Linked DNA regions of Mus musculus: region 2 is linked to region 1. A link is a loop called in an ENCODE intact Hi-C map of the cell type or tissue named here. Cell type or tissue: left cerebral cortex. All regions are shown on one strand.

Evidence for each region. A loop is a pair of places that touch in the nucleus more often than their neighbours do. Peaks named below come from ENCODE experiments on the same cell type or tissue, not always from the same donor. Only the 100,000 strongest peaks of a DNase experiment are listed, where the experiment ranks them.
Region 2: a loop joins it to region 1, with 2.6 times the contacts of the local background. A loop is called at or near these places in 5 of 42 quality-filtered maps.

What each region holds. Positions count from the first base shown.
Region 1 is chr1:20,948,015-20,956,014 of GRCm38, reverse strand. Efhc1 (EF-hand domain (C-terminal) containing 1) reads right to left here and starts at 4,389. Exons shown (of 11, transcript NM_027974.1): 1 at 4,219-4,389; 2 at 459-680. The coding sequence starts at 4,281. The region is part of intron 1 of Gm51618 (a long non-coding RNA gene); the gene reads left to right. In left cerebral cortex, a CTCF peak has its summit at 4,514; a DNase peak (open chromatin) is centred at 4,460; H3K4me3 peaks cover 1,176 bases; H3K27ac peaks cover 1,021 bases.
Region 2 is chr1:21,098,084-21,106,083 of GRCm38, reverse strand. No RefSeq gene overlaps it. Among named protein-coding and RNA genes, the nearest start is that of Tram2, 23 kb to the right of the region's middle. In left cerebral cortex, a CTCF peak has its summit at 4,653 (motif pointing right); DNase peaks (open chromatin) are centred at 4,236 and 4,677.

The DNA of each region.
Region 1 (8,000 bases):
TTTGTGACATGTGAACTTTACTGGAGAAAAATAGTCACTAGAGTGTTTAAAATTTAAATAGGACCAATAAGGAAAGGGTGGGCGAATGAGTGAGTGAGTGAGTGAGTGAGTGAGTGAGTGAGTGAGTGAGTGAATGAAAACTTAAAAAAAAAAAAACCCTAACAGATGGAGATGTTTTCAGTCCATAGAGATTAAGGGCTCGCTGTTGTAGAGTAGGTGGGAAACAGAGCGAAGAACTTGAGACATCCCAAATGTGAGATTTAGAATTCAGGCAACTTTGAACTGTGTTTGGAAACTATTCCAGGAAAAGCCTGCTGCAAGACTCAGTTTAGGTGTCTGTGACTAAACGCTGAGGCATCTGAACAATTTTCTCGGAGAGGAATCCGGTGGTCTCCTGGTAACACGGGGCAAGTCTCAGATCTGAAGTCAAGGGGTGCCCTTAAAATCCCAGATGATACCTTTTTGTCAAAAGCCACATGCGCAGGAACAAACTCTGCAAGTGGGGCTTGCTTGAGTGGCCCGTAAGTTAAGATGGGTGCCTTATTGGCCAGTTCATCCAGCTCGGCCTGAGACAGCTGGTTGTAGTGGAGCCGGTCTCCACCTATCCCCATGGTGGGACGTCGGACAACTGCATAGCCGTTCCTGTAGTTGAGTGTCTGGCTTCGGTGGAATGCTGTTTTCTGAAGAAAAGGTGTATACCGTTAATGACCTCAGATAAGTCTTTAAGGAAAACAACTAACTTCCTAAACTACCATACCTTAAACTTCTGCTTTAAGAGTACATTTAAAAAATTATGTGGATGTGTGTGTGAGTGCAGATGCCCTCAGATCTCCTGGATGGTCAGGTGGCCATGAGCCACCCATTATGGGTGCTGGGAATTGAACTTGAGTTCTCTGCAAGAGCAGATCTTGCTTTTAAATGCTGAGCCACCTCTGCAGCTCCAAATGTTGGCTTCTTAGCATCACAAAACGTACATCAACATGTTTTGCTGCATGAAAAAGCTTTGTTTTTTAAACTGAAGCACTTGGGTCAGGAGCAAGGAGGGAAGTAGAAACCATCTAAGGTTAAAATAGAACAGCCCTGCTCTGTGATGTCCGATTCGCCTCTACCATACCACTTCATCTGTATTCTATTTTTATTTTTGCTAATTTTGTTTTTCTTCTCCGGAGATCATGAGTCATGACCTTTTCTGAAGTTCACCTGAAGCAACAACTCTTCTTATTATATTGACACTGATACATTCATATAAGCCTTTGAAAAGCAGCTTGCCGGCATATATGTGAACTCCCAGCAACCCTGTCCTTACACATTGATTTTTAAAATACATTCCCAAATTATGGGAAATAATAATATGCTTGAAGCTGACAAAGATATGTGCCATAATAGTGACAAAGATATGTGTGTGCCTATGATTCTTAAATGTTGAAAACAATCTAAACAGCACACATGAGGAAGAAAGGAAACAATGGAAATTTCACGTAGTGGATTGTTATGCCAGAATTGAAATGCTTCTAAATACCATGCAGCAGCCTGGTAAAGTATCTACATTTATTAAGAAAAAAAAAGCATCGTATAAAATTATATCAATACACTATAATTATAAGCATACAAACTGGAGTTGGTAAACATCTGAACTAAGTGTTTCTAGATTATGTTCCTTTTCTGCATGAATACGCATTTGTTTGTTATCAGAAATAGAAAAAAATAGATAAAGGAGGAAAGCAAAATTAAGGTTATAGCAATTCAGTGGGGGGTTATGTTCTTTGTGGGGTCACTCTCAAATTGTCCACATGCAATATGGTTAACATGTTATGCATACATGATTTACAAATAATCATAAACTTTATTTTTATTAAGAATAGAGAGAATAACTTGACTATCTCTCAGTTTCCTTGGAGTCTAGCCTATCCTTCCCTCCTCTCTTATGGTCTCTACTACCATAAAAGGTCTAGTGGTCTGGACTGAAGTATGTCCAAGACACTTCATCTTTCCATATAAATATTTAAAGTCTGGCACTCCTACCCACACTTGTAGAATCTCACAAATCAATTGAGCCTTTCCTCGAGGGTATCGACCAAGCACCTGAACTTCTGTTGTTGCTGGGCTTTGATGCGAGCTGCGCATTCCTGTACACACATGCACATATAATCCACACTTGCAGATACCAAATGTGTTAGCTGACGCTACACAGCATATGACAATGTCTACAAGTTTTAGATCATATAAAAATTTAAAAGTTCATTAAAACAGAAAATCTATGATGCTGGCCAGGCACCATATGCCAGACTTCTTTTAATCCAGTCCTTGAGAAATGGTGGCTAGAGATCATAGTGAGTCTGGGGATAGGCTAAGTTACACAGCAAATTTCAGGCTAGTCGGGTGAAAAGAGAGAGAAACCCTGTCTCAAACAAACAAACAAACAAACAAACAGGAATCACATTGAATGAGCTTGTAGCTTTAAAAGATGACCATCTTAATACAAGACTAGAAGAGAGTCTGAGAGTCTCACCACATTTTCAACTAAAATTGAAATCTGTGTCCCCTAGAAAACAAGTAGATGAAATAATTTGCCTTAAGAAATGGAAAGAGAAATGTAAGAGTCTGAATCATTAAACCGTATAAATACAAATGACCACTGGCTTACCTATGGTCATCGTCACCCAATCTTAATGTTGACTCTTCAGAATTACTTCTGTAACTCTGATAATTTTTTTAAATGCCGAATGCTTTTGAGAGTTAGGGTTGGGAGTGTAGCTCTGTTGTTAGAGTGTTTGTCTGACACAAAGATCTGTCTTTGGTGACCTGCCTGTAACCCCACACTTAGGAGCCCAGAGGATCAGTTCCAGATCAGCCCAGACTATATAGTGTGTGAAGTCAACTGGGACTGCTTGAGACCTGGTGTCGAAAGAAATGAACAAACAGTTAACCTATGTTAGGAGGAAACTAAGAACCCAAATTACTGTTATCACTTGGCTTTGATATGATAGGACGTGTTTGTTGTTGTTGGGGTGGTTTGTTCTGAGCATGTGTGTGTGGGGGGATATGAGTGTATATGCACATGCCTGTTTGCATGTATGTGGAAATACATATGAAAGACCAAAGTTGGCATGGGTAGGCTGCATCAGGTAAGGGTCAGTCTAGCTAAGCGTCTTGCTTGGGTATTAAGGATCTGAACTCCACTCCTCTTATGAGAGCAGCAAGTGCTTTATCCTCTGAGCCACTTCCTTTTCACGAAGCTCCTGTTCTGTCTGGTTTGGATCTGCTGTCGTTTGGAGACAGTGACTAGCTATGTAGCCCAGGCTAGACTCAAATTGGCCACCCGTATGCCTCAGCTTCCTGAAAGCTGAGATTACGAATGTGCATCGCCACCCTGGACTTTATTTAATTTAATATTTAATTTCATCTAGATGATGACTATAAACAGTTGGGGCAAAGGAGTAAAATGCAATCTGAACGGGAGCCCTGTGTGTTGGCATGTCTTTAATCCAAGCAGTCTGCAGGCCGAGGCAGGTGGTTCTCAGGTTCAAGGCCAGCCTAGGCTGCAGACAAGATAAAACAACAACCTCCCCCCCCACACACACACACAGTCTGAAAATGAATCATGTGTGTAAGTACACACACACGGGCTACAGAAAGAGAAACATTAAGTGGTTCATTCCTATGGTTGAGACGGAAGAAATACAAGGAGAGGAGGAAGAATGCTTTACAGAGAAAAACTACAAGAAAACCAGCATGTGGGGGCGGCGGGAGGTGGGGGATTCAATTCTAGGGAAGGCTGTAGCTGGAGAGAAAAGTGACCCTTAACTCAAAAGGCCAGAGACTGGGGTGGGGACCCGTCAGGAAAGGAGTACGTGGAAAAGATGCATACACATAGAGGAAAGGGGTTGAAGGGCAGTGACCCTGAGGATTCAGAAGCGGTGAGACAAATCCAGAATGAGGCTGCTGTGGAGAGACGGTAGGAGAGGATGAAGGCGCTGAGTAGGGTTACAGTGCAGCTGGGGAGAGGCCTGGAGACAGCCTGGGGTAATCGGGCCAGAAGGCAGGTAGATGGGGCAGTAAAGAAAGAACAGGGCCACGGTGAGGACCCAGGAGGGTGAGTGGACTACCAAGAGGCCAAGCAAAATCGGCAGAGGCTGGGATGCGCGAGGACGACGGAGCCTGCGGAATGAAGGAGCGCAGAGGCGAGCCAAGTGGAGAACCCTTCGGGCTGGCCCTCACCGTGGAGTCTGTAAAGGACGAGCCCGGGAGAAAGGGCAGGCCGTGCACCGGGTTGGTCCCCATCGCTGCCCTGCAGCTGCCACCTCGGTTGCCTTTTGCCGCTCGGGTTACCCTGGCAACAAACTGCACTCGCGGGCCTCTCCAGACTCCCTGGTAACGCCAAACACACTAGTCGAGAGAGGGGAGGAGCGGCGGGGAGGAGGGGAGGATGTTAGGGGGCGGGGAAAGGGAGGCGGAGGCCAGGTCTGCGCCTGCGCACAGCACTACTGACTCTAGTGGCCACAGGACGTGGCTAATGGGTGTGGCAGAGGCGGCTCCGCCCCCTTTCTTTCCCATACTTTTCCCTTTCTCCTCAGCCCCCACTTCCTGGCTCCCAGAGGATGCAACCTAGGGGTGGGCTGAAGAAAGCGGATGTTCTTAGGCCTTGGCTCGCGCAGTGAGGTCTGGGATTGGACCACGTCCCTTTAGATCAGTTGTTACAAAGAAGTTCCTTGCTCCACGTTAGTCCTCCCAAGAGCTCAGGCACCCTTTCTCTGGGGAAAGAGCTGCTGTCCTAGTCCAGACACAATGTACAGTGGTTGCTCCCCAGTGAAAGCGCTAAATACTTCAGACTCATCAAATTATGAGGCAAGGGCTGTGGATTAGATTATAATCGACTGCATTTTCGTTGCTCAGACTTGATCCGATTTGAAGCCCCAGTCTTTCCACGGCTTCCTGGTCCCCTCTTAGCTATCTGTTCCACCGTAGATTCCTATAGATTGTGTGCTGAGGTCTCAGAACTTTACTGGGTATCTGTTGACTGAAAAGCTGGAGAGTGCCTACGCCTACCTTAGTCCTTGCTTTATAGCTATAGCATCAGTGATACATAAGAACCACAGAGGAAGAGAGAACCTTCAAAGAGAGACCGAGTCATGAGAAAGAAGTAATTCAGGGGAGTGAAATATTGTCAGGGTCATGTGTACTGCAGAGTATAGCATTTTCTGGACAACTTTTTTTTTTTCCTTTAAAAAAAAAGTGACCCCATTCCTGAAAGATCATCAGGAAAAGAAAGAAACCAAGAGTCTGTCAGCATGGGGAAATAAAAGGGAAGCTAAGATGCCCAGAGATTTTTTTCCATTATGTCTCAAATTTCCTAGGAGTTTGGTCTTTATAACATGTTTTCTGACCTAGGAATTTAGAGAAACGGTAGAGTAGTAAGCCTGAGGGAGAGTATCATGGGTCATTTGCTGCCACCAGTTAAGATGGCAGCTGCATTAGTCAGGGTTCCCTAGAGGAGCAGAACTGATGGAATGAATAAACACATTGATTGATGTTGGCTGTAGGTGCCGAAGTAAATAGAGAAGCTTACCAAGATGCTAAGCCTTCATTTTCTGAAGGGGCAAGAGGGTTCATCCTTCTTGGAAAAGGCTGGCATCCCGCTAGCTCACTCCAGTGACTTTGTTCAAATATTATACAAGCTTAATTGGGGCTGGGAAGGTTCTAGCTACCAAAGTTATCTTGCCTTTGCTGCCCATGAGAGCAGACGAGCCTTTTGATCACTGCTAGCTATAATCAAAAGTAAGAACTCCAGGTTTGCTAGGAGCACCTTAAAACCAAGGTTGGTACAGCTGCAAGCTCTCACATAGGACCAAGTGCAGATTCTCTAGAGAGAGACGACATTTCCTCAGGTTTCAAACAGTCTCAAAATAATTTTTAGCTTCTACTAATTGACCCAAACATAGCGAAGACTTTGCTGAAACATTTCAATTAAATCCAGACATAAAGGTTTTACCATACCTTTCATTTAAAGCCAGACATAAATGCTTTACTGTACCTATCACTACAAACACACACACACACACACACACACACACACACACACAAACACACCACACATGGACACACCATACACACATGAACACACTGGATTTTGGTTTATTAGAGTGCCTTACAGGCTGTCATCCAGCTAGTCCAACAGCTGTCTATCAACCAAGGGTCCAAGAATTCAGTAGTTGTTCAGTACACAAGGCTGGATGTCTCAGCTGGATGTCTTCAGTATATGCCAGAGTCCCAAAGAAGTAGACTCTAATGTCAGTGAAGGAAGGGACTTGCTAGTCAGAGCAAGCAGGCAAAGAGAGAGCCAGCCTCCTCCTTCCACATCCTTTATATAGGCTGCAAGCAGAAGGTGTGGCCCAGATTAAAGGTGGATCTTCCCACCTCACGAGATCTTAAGGGTGCGTCTTCTGACTCCAAATTATTTCATTAAGAAAAATCTCTTACAAGTATATCCAGCCACTTGGGGTTTAGCGAATCCCAGATAGTGTCAGGTTGACAAGCAAGAATAGATACCATATCTGCTTTGCCTTTATGGCTGCTTATCACAGCAAATCATCCTGTGGGTTTCACTAACTGGCATGAAGCTTCAGGGGCCAGGGTGAGAATGCAGTAAGTAACAGCTAAAGATGTTACTGGAGAAGGCTATGCTTAACTCACAAAATTCTTTTCCTGTACTTCTTCCTTTCTCTCTACTATTGTTCATTCATGTCTTCCTCCTCCTCCTCCTTCTCCTTTACCTTCTTTTCTTCTTTTAAGACAGCATTTCATTATGTATTTCTTGCTGACCTCCTGAAATTCTCCACGAAGCCCAGACTTACAGAGATTTGTCTATTTAATTAAAACTTTCAATGAATTGACTAGCATCACAGCAGTTGCTGAAAATTTTAAAAAGTTCCCACCATTGCACCGTCCCCAAGCCAGTGACGAGGATGGCGACTGGGAGTAGTCATGATGAACATCTCAGCCCATCAGCTCCCCGCTCCTCAGTACCTCAAAGCTGCTGGGTATCCAGCATCAGTGATGAGTGACTCACCATGATAGGCTTGTACTCTTGCAGGCCCACGATCTCTCCATTCATATCAGTTCTCCTAAACCCCAGGGCACATAAACAGGCTTGGGAGACTATGGCTGAACAGTCTGGCTGCTCTGGGTCCACCTTCCCTGGTGCAAAGGAGGGAGCTTGTGGGACTGGAAGGGTCAGTCACACCTGAGCCCACTGCTCTGGAGGAATCAGTTTGTGTTTGAGGAGTGGCTTCTGTTCGTGTACTTTTAGAGTAAACCCTACTAGTCAAATGGTCAGCGGAGTGTCTTTTAGTTTACTTTTGTACCACAGAAGGGCATAGGTAGAGACAACTTCCTTGGTCTGTGGCCTTTAAAAATTGCTATCCATTTGGAAAGAGGACATGCCAGGTCGAGTCTCTGCCGTGATTTGAATGTGGTCTGTCCACTGTGGTGCTTATGTTGAGATGTAATTGCTATGGTGATAGTGATCATGGCGCGGAGAGAAGGTTTTGTCTTTGAGGTGACTAGGTCATGGGGCAGCTGCCTTTGTCTGGTGAGCGAGTTGTGAGTAGTTATTATAAGAAAGGGCTGTTATGAAGCAAGGTATCTTTTGCTTGCTTCTTCAACTTTTAAGGACTAGTAGTATGTAGCACATTAATACATAGTAGATGCAGACACCACATTCTTAGATTATCCCAGCCTTCAGAAACTGGAGTCACAACAGAATTCTCTGTTCTCTCTGGTGTGTGCTCGAACATTAGGATCATAGTGCTAGGATCCAGTACTTTGGAGAGTGCAGCAACTTTAAGGCTGAACTGAGCTAAACAGTGAGAGTCTGTCTCAAAAAACCAAACCAAACCAAAACCAAACAACAGCAAATAAGATGGGAAAAAAATGGTAAAAACTGGAGGAAGGGTTTGGGAGCTATGGAATGCTGTTTTGGGAGCATGACATGGCCTTGCGTT
Region 2 (8,000 bases), 150 kb before region 1:
ACCTGTGTACATATTTACATGCCAGGAAACACTCATACATGTAAATATACAAATAAATCCGAAAAAATCTATATGCTTCTGATCCAGCCACTATGGAAAGCAGTAGGAAAGCTCCTCAAAGAAATAAACATAGAATCAGCACATAACCCAGCTATACCACTCTAGAATATATACATATTCTTGAAGTGTCTGAGTCAACACACCAGAGAGACTTGCACATCCACATTTATTGTGGCATTATACACAATAATGGAATATTCGTGGAATCAACCTAGATGTCTGTTAACAGATGAATAGAGGAAGAAATGGTGTATATTCATAGTGGCGTATCAACTGGCCATGAAGAAGAACAAAATTATGCTGTTTGCAGGAAAATAGGTACAACGTGAGATTATCACATAAAGCTAAATAAGTCAGATTCACAAAGACAAATGTTAGCTAGGTATGGCAGTGCTTGCCTTTAATCCCGGCATTCTGGACGCTGAGATAGGACTAGTCTGGGCTACAAAGCAAGTCTGAGGCTAGCCTAAGTTATATGAGGAAACCTTGTCTCAGGGAAAAAAGGGAAGGAAGGAAGGAAGGAAGGAAGGAAGGAAGGAAGGAAAGAAGGAAGGAAGGAAAGATGACATGTCTCTCATGTCTATAAATACTTAAAATTGTTTATACACATGTAGTCAAGGTAACTGCTATACTTGTATGATATGAAAATGTCTTTATGGAAATTATTTTTATGTACAATGAAGATATACTGACAAAAAGAATGTAAAACCTGGGGCTAGAGATATTGCTCAGCAGGTAAGAGCATTTAACTGCAAGAGGAGGACTGGAGTTCAGTTCCCAGCATCCAGATTAGTGACTCACAACCACACATAACTGCAATGCCAGAGTTTCAAAGCTGTCCTCTGGCTAGCCTGGACACTTAGCTGTACATGCACACACACACACACACACACACACACACACACACACACACATGAATAAAAAATGTTTATATTAAAAACATTTGTTGGGTATAATGGCATATGAATATGATCCCAGCACTTGGGAAACGGAGGTAAGAGAACAAAATGTCACCCACAACTACATGCTAGGCTACCCTGGGCTACATGAGGTCTTTTCTCAAAGAACCTCAAAAGCTATTCTTAGACAGGTATGGGAGCACCTATCTATAATCCCACTGTCTTAGCTAGGGTTTTACTGATGTGAACAGAAACTATGACCATGACAACTCTTATAAAGTAAAACATTTAATTGGGGCTGGCTTACAGGCTCAGAGGTTCAGTCCATTATCATCAAGGTGGCGGCATTAGCAGCATACAAGCAGGCATGGTGCAGGCAGAACTGAGACTTCTACATCTTCATCTGAAGGCTGCTAGTGGAAGAGTGACTTCTAGGCAGCTAAGATGAGGGTCTTAAGCCCACACCCACAGTGGCACACCTACTCCAACAAGGCCACACCCACTCCAGCAAGGCCACACCTTCTAATAGTGCCACTCCATGGACCCAGCATATACAAACCATCATGCCCACTATTCACAAAGGCAAAGACTGAGTATTGCTGACTGTAAGACCATCATGGGCTATGTAGCAAGTCTAAGGCCAGTTTGGTCTCTCAATCAATCAAATCAAATCAATCAGTCAATCAATCAATCAAACAAACAAACAAACAGATAGGCATCAACCCTATTCTCAACAAACTTCAACTTTGCTTCATACATTTTTTAAAATTAAAGACAAAAGTTGGTAACTCTGGGTGAGATGGTGAGAGAAGATGCCAGGGTACAGTAGCCAAGAAGGGGGCCTGTTGGAGCTAAGGGAACACCTGTGACGTCCTCAGCGTCACAGGCACCTTAGCCCTGAAGTGGATCTAGCCTTTGGAGACACACGTCTGTCGTGCTTTGGCCTGGAGCAGAGCCAGACTAACACTCTAGGTCATCATCAGTTATTTAGTCCTCTTTTGTTCATAAAAGGAAGCCGTGAGAATCCTGGACCCCTGGAGCAAAGCGCTAGAGGGAATAAGAGTCCAGCAGGATGCAGGTAGGGAACACGAGGAACAAATGCTGCTGGTATTTACCTTGGTGGGCCAGAGTGTGGAAGGGTAGGGGTTGACAGGAACTGAAAGAACTCAGCAGACAGCCTGGCCAAGGTTGAGACACAAGGGGTGTGTGTTTCATTCCCCCACAGTGGGTGAAGGGAACCATGGAAGGCACTCTCCTTGAGTCCTGGTGCCTCAAATATTGGATATCAAGTGCTTGAATCTATTCGTAGATGCTTCAATTAAACAGAATTTTGCCACTTTCAGAGTTGCCCATTTCCCAACCCTCCTTCTCTTTTGCTGTTTTAATCACCTCAAACCATATCTCTTCGGTTTTCTTTTAGTATGCCTAACAAGGAAGTGTGAGTTTCTATTTTGCCAAACCTCCTGAAAAATCTTACTGCTTCCTGTAGAAATGGTGATGTCCCAACACGGCTCTGTGCTGTATGCTTAGACTATTGTGGGAGGAAAAAATTAAAAAAGAATATCACAAAACTCATCTAAAAATTGAAGCTAGGCATGGTCACATATGCCTGTAATCTCAGCAGTCAGAAGGCTGAAGCAGGAGGATTGCAAGTCTGGGGCCAGCCTGGGCTAAATAATGAGATGCTGTTTTAGAAAAAAAATTATAGCCACGCCTTGAAACCCAGGTAACTCACTCTCAAAGCCTGTTTCCTAGGCTACGAGGGATGTATTCTTTATCCTTCTGCCTAGGGGAAAAGTCCCTAGACCATGGGCAGAGAGTGCCACATGCACATGCACAAAGTTACACACACACACACACACACACACACACACACACACACACACACACACACACCAGCCAAGAAGCAACACCCCCTCCACAGCCAGCTGAGCAGCGTCATCTGTAAGCTCTCCTAGAAAAAAAAGTTATCAAGTACTTACTGTATACAAAATCATAAAATCTGATAAAAGAGGAGTTTGTTTACCCAAAGGCACGGTGCCCAGGCACTTCCAAAGATTGATGATGTCTTATTTCTAGGAAGTCCCACGCAGTGGGAAACTGAGTCATGAACTTCTCATTTCCATGACTGTCATTACCTTGTCCAGGCTTCCTCTCCCATCTATAAAACGCACAAAACCGTGGAGCATTGACTTGGGTCATCTACTCATCGATCTGTAAACGTGCATCAAGATGTCAGATAACTACTTGTGCAAATTGGTTATGCTCCCAGACAAAGAAACCAAAATAAATCAGGCCTCTGGCCAGCAAGCAGTCAGCGTGACCCAAAGGCAGAGACTGCGTGCCCCTCACTGGCCTTCTCTACCGCCCTTTAGTGCCAAACAGACTTAGTACCCTTTGCCAGCATCCTCTTAGCACCAGGTGCCTATGTCTACAGTCCTAACCCTTAGGTTTTATAAACTCCATCTGGGTCAGCTAGCCCCAGGGAAAAGAAAGGGTGAACATCAACAGCACAGGATGTTTCAAGTGTACACTTTAAGAGAAATAAGAAACAGTATAGGTTAATCTGCATAAAAATTTAAAAATATGAAATAACACAAAGGGATAGTACAATTGCTTTTTTAGCCCTGCTTTAAACTATTCTCAAGCACGCCTGTCTATCAAAACTATTTTTAAGACTGTATTTTGAAGGAAAAAAAGAGTAGTGCTTATTTGATAAAATTGCCTTGGGAGGGGGACGTGGAGGCAATATCAGTGAGAGTTCTTTGGTTTTGTTGTTTTACACTTATTTATTTATTTGGGGTGTGACTGTGTGTGTGTGTCGCCAGGGTTCCCACAGAGAAATCAGAGAACAACTTTCAGGAGCCAGTTATCTCCTTCCACCATGTGGGTTAGAGGAATAAAATTTAGGTGGTCAGACTTGGCTCACAAAAATTCCTTTCCCCCGTGCAGTTATCTTACCAGCCCTCAATGAGAAAGTTCTTTGTGGGACATCCCTTCCTTGTTGCTTGAGATCATGTAAGCCATTTCCAGGAAATGCAGGTTCCAGCTTTTGGGGTTTTTCCTGACTCGTAGGTCAGAAAGCTATAAGGAAGGTGTGTGGTTTATAGGAAGAGAAGAGGTTTACGTTCCAGCGCAGTCCTCGTGAGAGTTGGAACGACCCCAGGTCCTACCCAGACCCTCTCATCACAAGGTCCCAGAGGCTTCCTGTGCAGCTAAGCGTGAAAGAAGCCAGGCGCTTGGAGCCCCTTCCTGTGCCGCTGCCCGCCCCAAGGCAGCACTGCTATGCAAGATTTGTACACAGCTTTCACACCTCCTAGCAATACAAATCCCAAGTGTGTGGGAGTAAACACCTCCTGCTCAAGTCACAGCCCTGAGTTCTGTCTGGGAAAGCTCTGAACGAATGACCTTCTAAGTCTCCTGAGGGCCGAGGGGCCTCCAAAGGGAGCCAAGGTTAAAAAAACAAAACAAAACAGAAAAACCTTTCTGCATCCATCATCAAAGTCCGTTTGAGAGTCAGAGCTGTTGTGTTTGCTGACCTTTAAGTCACAGTAAATCATTTACCTATGGAGGACAGCAGGAAGACTCGCAACCATAGCTCTTTAAAGTCAGCTGGGAAGATCCACTTAGCTCCCTCTATCCCAGGCCCTACCTTATCTTTTCCTTCTGGGCCAGATGGTGTTTTTAGCCTTTGCTCTTCCACCAGAGGGCGCCAGCAGGCACTTGGGTTGGCCACCAATTCCAATTAGGCTCAGGACCTTGAGTCTATGCCTGATGATAGAGGAAAAATAGAAACGACAGAAGCCAAAACAGTCGTGTCTGTCTGAGCTGCCAGCCACAACCATGTGTGATCATGGGAGCTTGTCAGAGTCAGAATGGCCCAGGCAATCAATGCCTGCTAAAGGGCTGTGTCCCTCAGACCTATGCTGTGATCTTAAAGCAGGCAGCCACCCAAGGCCCTAACAGGAGCAGCACTTGAGGCTCATTTGGGAAGTGCCAACCTTCTCACCTTGAGTTTTTCCTCCTGAAAAATCACCAGTCATCACAAACCTGTGTGATCAGACACTCCGTCCCTCTGAGTTTTGGCATCTACTACTTCTGTTTCTTCAGCTCCATCACAATCTCGCTGGCCCCAGCCCTAGCCTTGGCTTTGGCTACCAAGTATTCCCCTGGCATCTACCTCTCCTGGGCCTGGCTTCTTAAGGTCCTTCCATGGGAGCATATGGTCACCTGTGGGGGTCTAGTGCCTGATGCAGAAGGAGAGATGAGGGATAACGAGGACTACTTTTTGACCCTGAGGAGCTCACAAATGTCACCCAGTTTGTCCTGGCAGCTCAGCTCGACACTGTTTATAAAGTAGCCACTATCTTGATAGCCTTTTTTTTTTTTTTTTTTTTTTTTTTTTTAATTTTAGAGGCCACTGAAAATAAATGGTTGAAACCTTGGGCTCTGAGGCTGTAAAGATTTCACTCAGGTTCTGGCTGCCTCTTACTAGCAGAACGGCCCACTTTGCCTTCTATATTGTTTTAAGGTGTGTATGTGTGTATGCATATGTGTATATATGTATGTATGTGTCTATGTGTGTGTGCATGTGTGTGTTCATACATGTATATGTGTGTATGTGTGTGTATGTATTTGTGGGTAAGTGTGCATATGGGTATGCAAGTGTGTGCATGTGTGTGTGTTTTCAGGATGTGCATATGTGGACACCCATACCACAGCATGTGTGTGGAGATCAGAAGACAACTTTACGGAATAGATTTCCTCCTTTCACCTTTACTTGGGCTCCAGGGATTGAATAGATATTGCTGGCCCTGCCTTCTGATTAGGTCTTGGTATTCACCTCCCTAAAATGGGCATAACAGAGTGTGTAGAGATAGCTCAGCAGTTAAGAGTGTTCACTGTTCTTCCAGGATACCAAAGTATGTTGAGGGACGCACAGTGATCTGTAACTCCAGCTCAGGATCTAACACCCTGACAACTATATGCGTATACATACACATAGACAAACATACAAACCTCGGACTTAATCACCAGTTCTGGGAAGGAAAAAAAAATGTGTATTGTGTGTGTGTGTGTGTGTGTGTGTGTACTTAGCCAGATTTTTTTTTTCAAAAACAAACAAGCAACAAAACCTAATAATGATGAGGATAATTAGGTTTTTTTAAACTACTTCATGCACTATTATGAGGATTGAGTGAGATATTGTATGTGGACTTAGCATAGGGCCAGCCCTATTTCCTGTGGGTATCAACACGCAGCAGTAGAGTCTTCTTAATTAATGCATGACAGTGACAGCAAGCAATGAGAGACGACGCAGACAGAGGGTCTGGATTGCAGTTGTAGATGTAATGTGACATCATTGTGTATACCTCAACTTCTCCATCTATAAAATGCCCACGGCACTGACTGCCTTTTGTACCTGTGTGACTAGTATTTATCAAACGTTAACCTTGCTGCAGGCCGCCATTGGTACTAGTGCATTGTGACTATGCCCTACATCCTAGTTTCACATATTAGGAAACTAAGACACACAAGTTGAGGGCCACGCAGCCAGTCACAGAGGGAAGTGACATTTCATGCCCACACGGGGCAGTCTGGCCCAGAGCCTGCCTTCTTACTTCTGATACCATGAAGTCTCACATAAGGCAATAATTCCAACTGTGCCTGGGAGCAGGGATCACTGTGTACACACTACAGATTATGAGTTCATACCCAGCCGCTCAGTGTTTGGGTTTCAGCTGGGATCCTCAAGCAAACAAGGCGTGGAGTTGGACTGTTCTAGACGGCCCGGAGGCATTTGTCTCAGCACTAGTACTTCTGAGTTTTGTGGCTAAAATGTGTGATGGATTTTTTAATCCCTGGTACCATTCGGGGTGATCTCGTTTGGAAACAGAACCTTTGCAAATGTAATGGAGTTAAAAATGGAGTCACTGGAGTGAGATACCATTGGTGTCCTTCTTAAAAGGAAAAAAAATTGGATATTCAGTCATGTTCTGAGTGAAGTTTCTGTGGAGACCCAGGCAGAGCCATGCTCTAGAGGTACAGGGTGCAAAGCCAGCAAGCATCTAAAGCTACAGAAACTACGATCCAGTCATAGAAAAGATGTTTCTCAGCACCCCCTCCCCCTCCGAGCCAGCAGAGTCTTGCAGACACATCTTGACCTTAGACTAGTAGTCCCCACAACTACCTGTGACATACACCTTTAAAGCCACCCAACTGGGCATGGCAGCCTAGGGCAGCAGGCATTTAGCTTATATGTGTTATACTGTGGTGTACGCACGTGTTCATGTGTGTATATGCACATGTACATGAGGGTACACTATTTTGTTCTAACTATTGGAGTCAGGGCCACTCAAATTCAGTGTCACTTACAAATTAGGCTAGAGTGGATGACCAATGAGCTTTAGGAATCAAGTAATCGCTGTGCCTCACCAATTGCAGACTACATTCTAGGTTGGCACACAGGCATTCACTTTTCCTGTAAATGCCAGCCAGTTTCACAAGACTCTATTCTGGTTGTCACCGGCCTGCCTGCCTGTCTTCCCTATTTCCTGCCTTCCTTCCTTCATGTGAACAGTTGCAGAATGACCCAGATAATCAATATTCAGAATGCCTATATCAACGTAAGCAGTGACCAGACAGAGAATGAGGACATCCACCGCACCCTCTGAACCCGCCAGCCCCTTCCAAGCACTGGCCAGCAAAGGAGCTTCTCTCCTGACCTCTAATGTCTCAGATTGGGTTTATCTGGTTTTGAGTTGGCATAAATGGGATTGTCCAGTACTCGTGTGTGTCTGGATTTTTGGCTTCAAGTTATGCTTGCAAGCGTTGCCTGTGTTTTGCATAGCAAGCCACTTATTTTCAGTGTAGTAGAGCATTCTACACTTCCAGACTGTGGAACACAATTACATGCATGGGAAGAATGAGAGAGGGGAGGGAGAGAGAGAGAGAGAAAGAGAGGGAGAGAGACAGACAGACAGACAGACAGAAACTAAGTTACTAACACAGAGAGAGAATTCTTTCAATTTTAGATAGAAT